Regions from separate parts of the Homo sapiens genome. Here region 2 is linked to region 1. Evidence: chromatin loops called from intact Hi-C (ENCODE). Cell type or tissue: mammary epithelial cell. All regions are shown on one strand. Links, peaks and the distances in the headings refer to the core of each region. The heading gives the core; the rest is flanking DNA.

Region 1 (8,556 bases), core at 3,111-5,610:
CGTGCGCCACCATGCCCAGCTAATTTTTGTATTTTCAGTAGAGATGGGGTTTCACCATACTGGCTAGAATTGTCTAGATCTCTTGACCACATGATCCACCTGCCTCGGCCTCCCAAAGTGCTGGAATTACAGGCATGAGCCACTGTGCCTGGCTTTCTCTACTCTTAACTCCATGATTTTTCTTTCTTTCTTTTTTTTTTTTGAGTTGGAGTTTCACTCTTGTTGCCCAGGCTGGAGTGCAATGGCGCGATCTCAGCTCACCACAACCTCTGACTCCCGGGTTCAAGTGATTCTCCTGCCTCAGCCTCCTGAGTAGCTGGGATTACAGGCATGCGCCACCATGCCCAGCTAATTTTTGTATTTGTAGTAGAGACCGGGTTTCTCCATGTTGGTCAGGCTGGTCTTGAACTTCCGACCTCAGGTGATCTGCCTGCCTTGGCCTCCCAAAGTGTTGGGACCACAGGCATGAGCCACCATGCTGGCCAACTCCATGATTTTTATATAGAGGCATGCAATACATATTTGTGGAATATTGAATTCATGAATATCTGTATCTATACAATAATTTTCTTTCCAAGTAAAAAAATCAAGACATATGGTCTGAAATGTGGAGTATACCTTTGATGACTACATAGCAGAACATTTGAAATATTATCCCAGAAAATACTGGGTGATAGAATCGTTTTAAATTACATATCTAGGCCAGGTGCGGTGGCTCACACCTGTAATCCCAACACTTTGGGAGGCCGAGGTGGGCGGATCATTTGAGGTCAGGAGTTTGAGACCAGCCTGGACAACATGGTGAAACCCTGCCTCTACTAAAAATACAAAAATTAGCCAGATGTCATGCATGGCAGGCATCTGTAATCCCAGCTACTTGGGAGGCTGAGGCAGGAGAATCGCTTGAATCCGGGAGGTGGAAGTTGCATTGAGCTGAGATTGCACCACTGCACTCCAGTATGGGCCACAGAGTGAGACTGTCTCAAAAAAAAAAAAATTACATATCTGACCCACGGGTTCTCATCAATGGACTTGAAGGAGTCTCTGAATGCAAGTAAGGAGTACTTAAACTTGGATGGGGAAAAAAATTACATCTTTGTTTTCTCTAACATCTAACTGAAATTTAGCATTTTTCCCCATTGTGAATGTAGACAACATATCACAGTAGAATTAGTAACAGCTTTCCCTCTGTCACCAATAGAAATCATTTTCATATCACTTTACTACTCATGGATTTCTTGAAATATCACTCTACAATTTCTGTAGTTATTAGATCTGCTCTAAGATCTTAATAGTTATTGTGTTAATAAAGAAAAAGTTCCTGCCTGGGTAACATGGTGAAACCCCGTCTCTGAAAAAAAGAAAAAAAAAAAAAACACAAAAAAACAAAAACAACAATTAGCCCAGAGCGGTGGCCAGCGCTTGTAGTTCCTACAAGCCACTGGGGAAGCTGAGGTCAGAGGATCGCTTGAGCCCTGGAGGCAGAGGTTGCCGTGAGCCCAGATTGCACCATTGCACTCCAGCCTGGGTGATAAAGTGAGCACATGTTTAAAAAAAAAAAAAAAAATTAAAAAGTAAAAGCTGGGCTGGGTGCGGTGGCTCACGCCTGTAATCCCAGCACTTTGGGAGGCTGAGGCGGACGAATCACGAGGTCAGGAGATCGAGACCATCCTGGCTAACACGGTTAAACCCCGTCTCTACTAAAAATACAAAAAATTAGCTGGGCGTGGTGGCTGGCGCCTGTAGTCCCAGCTACTCGGGAGGCTGAGGCAGAAGAATGGCGTGAACCCGGGAGGCGGAGCTTGCAGTGAGCCGAGATTGCGCCACTGCACTCCAGCCTGGGCGACACAGCGAGACTCTGTCTCAAAAAAAAATAAAAAAATAAGCTGGGCGCGGTGGCTCATGCCTGTAATCCCAGCACTTTGGGAGGCCGAGGCGGGCGGATCATGAGGTCAGGAGATCAAGACCATCCTGGCTAACACGGTGAAAACCCCGTCTCAACTAAAAAAAAAAAAAAAAAAAAATTAGCTGGGCATGATGGCAGGCTATATAGTCCCAGCTACTCGAGAGGCTGAGGCGGGAGAATGGCATGAACCCGGGAGGCGGAGCTTGCAGTGAGCCGAGTTCGCGCCACTGCACTCCAGCCTGGGCGACAGAGCGAGACTCCATCTCAAAAAAAAAAAAATAAAAATAAAATAAATAAAAAATAAAAAAGTAAAACCTTACTATATCACGAATGTGTTTTAAAATATATTTCCTAATTGTATTTCAATATAAATGGTTTCTTTCGTATTGCTCTGTATTTTGTTTCATGCATTTAAAAACTGAGAAGAGATTCATAGCTTTTACCAGACTTCCAAATGGCACAAAATAGGTTAAGAATTATGGCGCTAGAGGCAGATTTATGTGAAGCTAGTAAAATTTAAGCTTCAGGCTGGGCGCCTGTAATCTCAGCACTTTGGGAGGCCGAAGCAGAAGGATCATTTGAGGCCAGGAATTCAAGACCGGCCAAGACCGGCCTGGGCAACATAGCGAGATTCCCTCCGCACCTCCCGTGTCTCTATTAAAAAAAAAAAGTTAAGCTTCGGGGTCCTCCCTCACTTTTACAATGCCCTTCCAAGACTCTGTTCCTAAATTTGTATTCGTCATTTAATATGATTTTTCTTAAAGACTCCCAACATTTCTTTCTTTCCTTCTTCCTTTCTTTTCCTTTTCTTTCCTTTTCTTCTCTCTCTCTGTCTTTCTCTCTTTCTTTCTAGAAGGAGTTTCACTCTTGTCGCCCAGGTTGGAGTGCAATGGCGCAATCCCGGCTACTGCAACCTCCGCCTCCCGGGTTCAAGCGATACTCCTGCCTCAGCCTCTCAAGTAGCTGGAATTACATGCACGCGCCACCACGCTCGGCTAATTTGTGTATTTTTAGTAGAGACGGGGTTTCACTATGTTGGCCAGGCTGGTCTCGAACTCCTGTGCTCAAGTGATCGTCCACTTCGGCCTCCCTAAGTGCTGGAATTACAGGCGTGAGCCACCGCGCCCGGCCTAAGACTCCCAGCATTTCTGTAAATCTCACACCCCATAACACAAAACTTGGATCTACCCAGAGATTTAACTTGGTACTGGGCACATAGTAGTCGTTTTCAATATTTCTTTTTCTTTTTTTTTTTTTTTAAGACGGAGTTTCGCTGTTGTTCCCTAGGGTGGAGTGCAGTGGTGCGATATTGGCTCACTGCAACCTCCGCCTCCCGGGTTCAAGCGATTTTTCTGCCTCAGCCTCCGGAGTAGGTGGGTTTACAGGCACGTGCCACCACACCGGGCTAATTTTTGTATTTTTAGTAGAGGCAGGGTTTCACCATGTTGATCAGGCTGGTCTCGAACTTCTGACCGATACACCCGCCTCGGCCTCCCAAAGTGCTGGGATTACAGGCATGAGCTACCACGCCCCGCCCGTTTTCAATAATTAAATATAGGTTTGTAGGTTCTGAGAAATTTAATCATCCTTGAGTGCATCTGGAAATCTGCAGACCACTGCTTGACTTCCTCCACTTCCTAAGGGTGGGGCATTGGAGTTTGGGGTTGGGAAAAAAGCGCTTGCACCACAGAAGTGAGTTCGGAAGGTTTCTATGAGACGAGACAGGTTTGGACTAAGGACAGGGAACAAATCAGTAGGAATGGCAGGTGAGAAATAGGTTTAGGACTAACACGAATTATAGTGTCCTTTGGGAATTACCCCTTTCCCCTGCATGGCTCTTTTGGCTTCAGAGATGTATATAGCTGCTTTATTTTATGAATATCAAGTAGCTCCAAACCCTGTGGGGAAAAGCTCCCTGCTCTATCACTTGTGTTACACATTGCTTTTGAGTCATTTTAACGATTTCCCTCACAGTCTGCCACCAACGATGTGTGGACGGCAGCCAGGGAGGGAAAGAGGCATTTCTCCGATCGTTCCAAGGAATGATTATCTAGACAAAATCCTCAGCAAAATGACGAGCCAAATCATCCTTAAATCGTGTGCTCACTAGAGGCGAAAAGATGACCGAAAGAGGCCCGAACGCGTGGCTATGGGCGTGTCTGGGGGGAACGCCGGCCGCGGGGGTGCGAGGGAGGACTCGGGGGCTAAGGGCGGCCGGTGGCGGGACGCAAGCGCCATGGCGGAGCTGGGCCAGTGCTGACCATAGGGGGCGGGGCTCCGGAGGCGGCCACGCGGCGCGAGGCCTAGATTTTCGGCCTCGCATCGGCGGCAGACGAAGAGGGAGGAGCTTCGTCCACCCAGGACCCAGCGCCCCCAAGCCTTGCAGCCACCAAGGGCTTCCACCACAGACCCCTTTGTGTGCCTGCCCCCGCCCCGGAGGCGCCCCAGCCAGGGGCGCTGAGCACCCTCATTGGTTCAGCCGGCAGCTTCATCGATTGGCTCTCGAGTCGTCCGGCGTGGTCCGTTTTGCCTGGATACTACTGGTCGTCTGAGCTGCCTGTCAGGCCGCCTCGCCAAGCGATTGCCCCGTAGCTCGGAGTCCCTGGAAGCAGTTCCGGGAAACCCCGCGTGCTGCCGGGATCGCGTCTCAGTCCATCAGGGGGGGGAGGGGGTGGCGCGCGCGCCATTTCTAGTCGTTTTCAAAGCGCCTCGCGCTGATTCTCACGGGCCCGGCTGCCGGCCCCCGCTCTGCCCTGGTGAGTCTCGCGCCGGCCCGTGGGGGGAGGGGCCGGGAGCCCCGATGCGACCCGACTCAGCCCGGGCTCCGTGCCTGGTCCCGTTTCGTTTGCGCTCCGAGGCCCCGGGGTGGGGGTGGGGACGGGCTGGGGGCGGCTTCGGTCTAGTCCGCCCGCGCGGCTGTGGGCCTAGCCCGGCCGAAACGCTTCTCGCCCTCGCTCTTCCTCCCCCCGCCCCTTTAGCCCGCGGTCCGGCCCGCTGGGCGCTCTCCGCGCGGCCTGCTGGGGCCGGCCGTGCTTTTCCCGCCTCCGCTCGCTGCTCCATGCGGCCGGATCCCGCGAAGGGCCTGAGGCGCCCGCGGCCCTGCCGCTTCTCCCCGCCGGAGCCGCTTCGCTCCCGCCGCGGCCGGCCTAGCCCGAGAGGGATGTGCTGATGATCCGGACGGGCCTGAGGGGATGGGGGTGGGGGGCGGAAGGCGGGGTGCAGATCCCAGGGTTATCTGAGCCGGGAGAAAAGTTTTGTGTGAGCAGAAACCGAAAGGCCGATTTGTGTGGGAAGCCTCCCTCCCCTCCCACATTCTGCATGCCGCGGGCTGAGATTTGAAGGAAAAAATGACTACTAGAGGCCGTAGAACTTAGGCTCCAAGCGGCGCCTGAAATGGATAATTCTGAGACTGTCAGAGGCGCACCAAATTGGAAAGGCGATCCTTTTTCTTACACGGTAGTGGCCGTATTGCCAAATTTTTAAAAAAGCCCAGGGCTTCTTGGAAGGTTCAGTCCTTTCACACTACCTGTTTGAGATTTTTGCAGTCCTCAAGTGGCTGAATTGATGTCTCATGAGTCAGTCGTAGGATGAGAGCTCGACACTCCTAAGCCATGAGATAACCGTTAGTCTCATTTCGTTGGTTCTTTTAAAGCCCGTCTCTTAATATGAAGAATTTGCACAGAGAGGTTCAGAAAAAGTCAGGGAGGAGTTAGTGCTGACATCCCGAATCTCCCAGCAGCCCTTTTAAATCTTTAAATGTCTCCTTTTTTTTTGCAAAAATGTTTAGATCAAATGACTCCAGTCACGTTAGTATATTTGCTGCATCCAGAAATATGGTTTGGCTGTGTGGCATTGTGTTGAATGCCACATTTGAATGAGTTTCAAATGGTCTCATATGACATAAAAAGTCTTTTCAAAATGAGCATTTTGTATTTGGCTTGAAGAGAGAGGGCTTTCCTTGATCCGAAGGTTTTATTTTCTGGAATCTAATTATTTTACGGTTTTTTTGTTAAAATTTACAAACTTTTTTTGAAAATTTTAACCAATTTCAGTATCAACTTGTAGAGCCTTTGCAATGAAATGGTAGGCATAAATATTTCTGTCTTGTACTTAATACACAACTTGTCTTTTTGCTTTACACATACTTAAAAACCCCACCTTAACAGATGTTCATTGAACTTTTCTGTTAAAAATTTGCCTCTTTTCTGTGACTGATAGTATTCCTAGGTACAATGCTGTAAGGGTCTTGTGATACTGAGAACTTTTGAGTTCTGATGATCTTAAGGTAGTATGTGGGGATGGGGGAGCATGGGAAAACAGAACCTTATGTTCGCAAGGAGATTTTGTGTTTTAGGATGCATCTTTATAGAAATAGGTCGTGTTAATCAGTAAACGTATTCATCTCACACAATACAGTTTCTTGATCAAAAGTGTGACATTTCGAATGTTTCCGTTTTTGCTAGTTCATCAGAATTTGAAGCTTGTCTTGAGAAACATCCACCCAGAATTTAACCACAGTCTGCGTCTATTAAGGGCTATCGAGTCTTAATAGTGTTTTGTAATTGTGAGGAGTCATGTTTATCTCATTTTCAGAGTAATCCTTTGCATTTTCTTCTTCTTCCTACTCTCTATTACCTCCTTCCCCTCTTGGTCTTCCTCCCTCTTTCGTTAACTTCAACTAAGTATCAGTGGACTTTGAAATGAAAAGAAGTTGTTTTAAGCCAGAAAACTGCACCTGGTGCATTTGCACAATGTTCGATAAGCTGTCGGGAAGTGTGGTTATCTTATGTGTCTTAGTACTTTGTAGGAGACTTGTATTTTCTTTATAGATGACTAGGTATCTTGAGTTTCATCAAGAAAAGTAGGCTTTTTCTTGAGATCCACCTTTATGTCTTTTATTTAGTATGTGTTGCAATGTCTTGTTCTGCTGCCTATTATCTTCATCACATTGTAATTTCACCACAGACAAATGCACTTTAATTCCCTGTCTTTTGAGGCAGTACACAGACTGGCCTTGTATGGTTTATTGTTTACTCTCTCTCTTCAGGGAGTCAGTCCATTTCAGCATTACCTACAGGCTGAATGTACAAAATTATTTTTGATAGGTTAATCTGAGAAATCTGGCTGAAGTTTAGCCTAATTAGGTAACGGTTTTTGAAATATTTGGAAGAAGTTGTCCATTCTTCAGTATGTTTTTACATCTTTATTTTACTGATATGAAAATTTCAACATGTACTCTTTTTTTTTAAGAAGCAACCTAAACTATAGCTCACTTAGTATTTTATTTGGACTGAAAACAATTGTTTCGCTTTTAAACTTGGTCATTTTTTCTTTTAAATCTGTGGGAATAGCGAATTAATCTTAGAACAAAAATTAATGTCAAGTTGGTTTTTTTTTGTTTTCGTTTTGTATTGTTAGGTGGAGAAAACCCAAACCACCAGCATGTTGAACTAGAGAAAACAGGGCACTTATTTCACACCGATACTGTATTTGAAGCAGAGCCAGGAAAATTTGAAAGTCCTTAAATCTTGATTAAGTGGTCTGTGGGTGTTCATTCTGTTTTTAAAACAAAACTTTTTAAAACTGTGTAAGACCCGAGAGCTGAGGGGCTTTTTAGTAAAGGATTTTGTAGTGATTTTGATCTTTTCACCAGGACAGAACAGCTGCTTTTGTTAATCAGCAATTCTACCTTCAGTAAATTAAAGCCTTTATCTTACCCGGTGTACATGAAGTTCCTTAAAGATCTAATGCTTCCATGTACATTTTCTATGGTTTTACAGGATTATTATTGCCAATTTAGGTCAGATACATCACAGGAGGAATAAATTATTATTTTGATAGAGGTTATTAGCAGCATGTATACAAATTAGTTTAGATAAATCATGCATTGTCCTACAAACTAGTTATTTCTGGCTTAATGTAATATAGCTCCTGAATTTTTTCCAGCAGCATAATAAAATGGCTAATCAGGTGAATGGTAATGCGGTACAGTTAAAAGAAGAGGAAGAACCAATGGATACTTCCAGTGTAACTCACACAGAACACTACAAGACACTGATAGAGGCAGGCCTCCCACAGAAGGTGGCAGAAAGACTTGATGAAATATTTCAGACAGGTATAATATGCATTTCTTGTTTCTGACTGGTTATGAAAGTGAGGGCAAACCACTTTGAATTTTATAGTTTTTTAAGGTTAAATAATACTTATTGTTTCTGATCTGTAGAGCTGAATGTTTGTTACTTTCCCTTCATTGAAGGCATATTGGGTTTGACTTTGATACTCTTATTTCATTATTTTGAAGCCTTCTTAGTGTTGAATATGCAGTCTTAGTTGTTTCAGAACAGCACATCGATTTGTCTTAGATTTACCACCCATAAAAATGTATGTTTCTGCATACCAAATTTTACATTTTTTTCTTAATCAAAATCAGTCATCATTTTGCTTTTGCTTTTCTACTTTTACCTTCTTAAAGTGATTGTTAAATCAGCTTAGGTCTGATTAGGTGGCATAACAAGAGGATAGCTGTATCGTCTGAAACCATAATAAATGTCAGACTCCTTGAGAGTTTGTGGCTTGTCTAGTTTCTAATAGAAATCCACATCTCTCCGTAATTTGGAAGTGTTTGGTTGTAACAGCTGCTTCTTTTTTTT
Region 2 (2,500 bases), core at 1-2,500, 290 kb before region 1:
AGGGCTTCTACCGAGTAAATACAAATATTTAACCACTTATACATATGATGACTACTTGGCAGGAGAAGCATTGCAAGTGTGTAACATGGGAATTCGACCCCATTTTAGCAATCCAGGAGGGCTTCCCAGGAGAGGTGACTTTTAAGATGTGCTCAGAAGGATGACTCAAAGTTGACCCAGACTTCTTGAGGGAGAGAAGAAGCCTTCCTGGCCCCTCAACAACCCAGATTGCTCAGCCACAGTCAGACAACCCATGCCACCAGGATGTCACCAAGATTTGACAACCGAGACTCTCAGACACTCTCTCTCCCTGGCACACATACACACTCGTACACACGATGACAGCCATGGGACGGCCAGGCAGCTGGACGTCTTTGTCCCCCACTCCCAGCCTGATGGCCACCCCATCAGTCCTTTGCTCCTTCACTCTGCTTCCCATCAGTCCCCTCCTTCTGGGAGTCACAACTCCCTGGGTTGTGATTCTGGCTTCATATTCACTGGCCATGTGACCCTGGGCACATTACTCAAGCTCCTGGATACTGCTCCTCCACTGTCAGTGAGGGTCATGATCCTCCCTGCCTCTCAGGGCCACAGAGAAGGTTAAGGCTCATAATTCCCGTAAAGCACCTTTGCAGCGCCTGTCCCTCCACAGTGGCAGCTCTTCTTAGCACGGTTGCTGTCACTATCATTCGCTGTGGCCTTGCTCTGGCCCCACCCCCATGCCCCTCCTTCTCCCAGCCTACTGTCTCCCCACTTCTGCCTGGGCCTCCTCTCTCTCTCCTCTCCCTCCTTCCAGAGCCTGAGACCCAGAATTCCTGAAGGGCTGGGGACAGGGAAGGGGCAGCCAGCTCCCCAAACAGAAATGTCACCTGCTTGGAGTCCCCAGTGGAGGGGTGGGGTGGAAGCTTTCTGCTCAGCCTTGAGAACCCTGCCCTAACCCCCCACAGAGCCTGATACAGGCTCAAACCTGCATCAGGTCAAACCACCCCCACAGAGACAGAGCTGGGTGGGTTAGGCCGCTACCTGAACCTGGGTCGCTGTCTGCAAGCCAGCCAGGGAGGGGACTGGCCTCACCCCCTCAGAGGGGTGAAGATGCTCTGGGATCTAAGTCCACACTGAGGACAGCGGGAGGTGGAGAGCACCTCACGGAGGGGGGTTTGAATCCCGGGGCCTCCTTTACTCCTCTGGATCATCTTTGAGAAGTCGCCTCTTCTCTCCAAGCCTTGGTCTCCTCATTGGTAAGATGAGGCTGGACAATTCCTGCCTACCACCCACTCAGGGCTGTTGGGAGAAACAGTTGAGAAGAGGGCAGAAGGGAATCCTGTCAAGCCTGGGAACCAACGCCTTTCCGTCGCCAGTTGAGCTCTACGTTTTGGCCAGCAGATGGCGCGATAGAAGCGCCAGTGTCTCCGTTCCAGGCCCCGGACATTTGTTAAACGTGGCGAAACTGTTACTCAAGATCCCAAACTCTAGAGCTGATGGATCTCAGATTCTACCCCCTTAAGCTGCGCGCGGTGGCTCATGCCTGTAATCCCAGCACTTTGGGAGGCCGAGGTGGGTGGGTCATGAGGTCAGGAGTTCAAGACCAGCCCGGCCAACAGGCTGAAGCCCTATCTCTACTAAAAATACAAAAATTAGCCCGGCCTGGTGGCGGGCACCTGTAATCTCAGCTACTCAGGAGGCTGAGGCACGAGAATTGCTTGAACCCGGGAAGCAGAGGTTGCAGTGAGCCGAGATTGTGCCACTGCACTCCAGCCTGGGTGACAAAGCGAGACTCCAAAAAAAAAAAAAAAAAAAAAAAAGCCAGGTGCGGTGGCTCACGCCTGTAATCCCAGCACTTTGGGAGGCCAAGGCCGGTGGATCACAAGGTCAGGAGATCAAGACCATCCTAGCTAACAGGTGAAACCCCGTCTCTACTAAAAATACAAAAAATTAGCCGGGCGTGGTGGTGGGCGCCTGTAGTCCCAGCTACTCGCAAGGCTGAGGCAGGAGAATGGCGTGAATCTGGGAGGAGGAGCTTGCAGTGAACTGAGATCCAGCCACTGCACTCCAGCCTGGGCGACAGAGCAAGACTCCGTCTCCATATAAATATATATATATATATATACCTCCTTAATAGCAATGTGACTGGGTAAGCTACTTAACCTCTCTGAACCTCAGTTTCCTCATCTGGCATCCCTTCTTCTGGGGTTGTTGGAAGATTGATTTTCTCCAGGATGCAGAGCGCAGCGTCAGTGCTCAGTGACATGACTGGTACAACCCACTCAAGGGCGAGGCTGCAGCTCCGTCTATCCCCGCTAAGCACCCCTGGTTTCAGCCACACCTCGTGCCCACTCCAGCCAGGCCTCCAGGTTTCACTCACACCCTCTGCCCTCTGACTGGAATGTTCTCTTCCTCCTTGTTTCATGATTTCCTAGGAACTTTGAGACTTCTTGGGTTTTTCCCTAATTGTATTTTGAAAACTTTATCCAGGTATTACTTATAGATCATACAATTCACT

Evidence for each region. A loop is a pair of places that touch in the nucleus more often than their neighbours do. Peaks named below come from ENCODE experiments on the same cell type or tissue, not always from the same donor. Only the 100,000 strongest peaks of a DNase experiment are listed, where the experiment ranks them.
Region 2: it touches region 1 in a loop (3-fold over the local background); 2 of 110 quality-filtered maps call a loop at or near these places.

What each region holds. Positions count from the first base shown.
Region 1 is chr1:23,340,317-23,348,872 of GRCh38, reverse strand. HNRNPR (heterogeneous nuclear ribonucleoprotein R) reads left to right here and starts at 4,589. Exons shown (of 11, transcript NM_005826.5): 1 at 4,589-4,662; 2 at 7,856-8,021. The coding sequence starts at 7,865. RefSeq lists silencers at 4,047-4,166, 4,677-5,036, 5,047-5,116 and an enhancer at 4,072-4,656. In mammary epithelial cell, for the core only: a CTCF peak has its summit at 4,189; DNase peaks (open chromatin) are centred at 4,412 and 5,472; H3K4me3 peaks cover 2,021 bases; H3K27ac peaks cover 2,235 bases.
Region 2 is chr1:23,636,491-23,638,990 of GRCh38, reverse strand. All of the region lies in intron 4 of MDS2 (myelodysplastic syndrome 2 translocation associated), which reads right to left. Among named protein-coding and RNA genes, the nearest start is that of MDS2, 10 kb to the right of the region's middle. In mammary epithelial cell, for the core only: a CTCF peak has its summit at 1,378 (motif pointing right); a DNase peak (open chromatin) is centred at 1,420.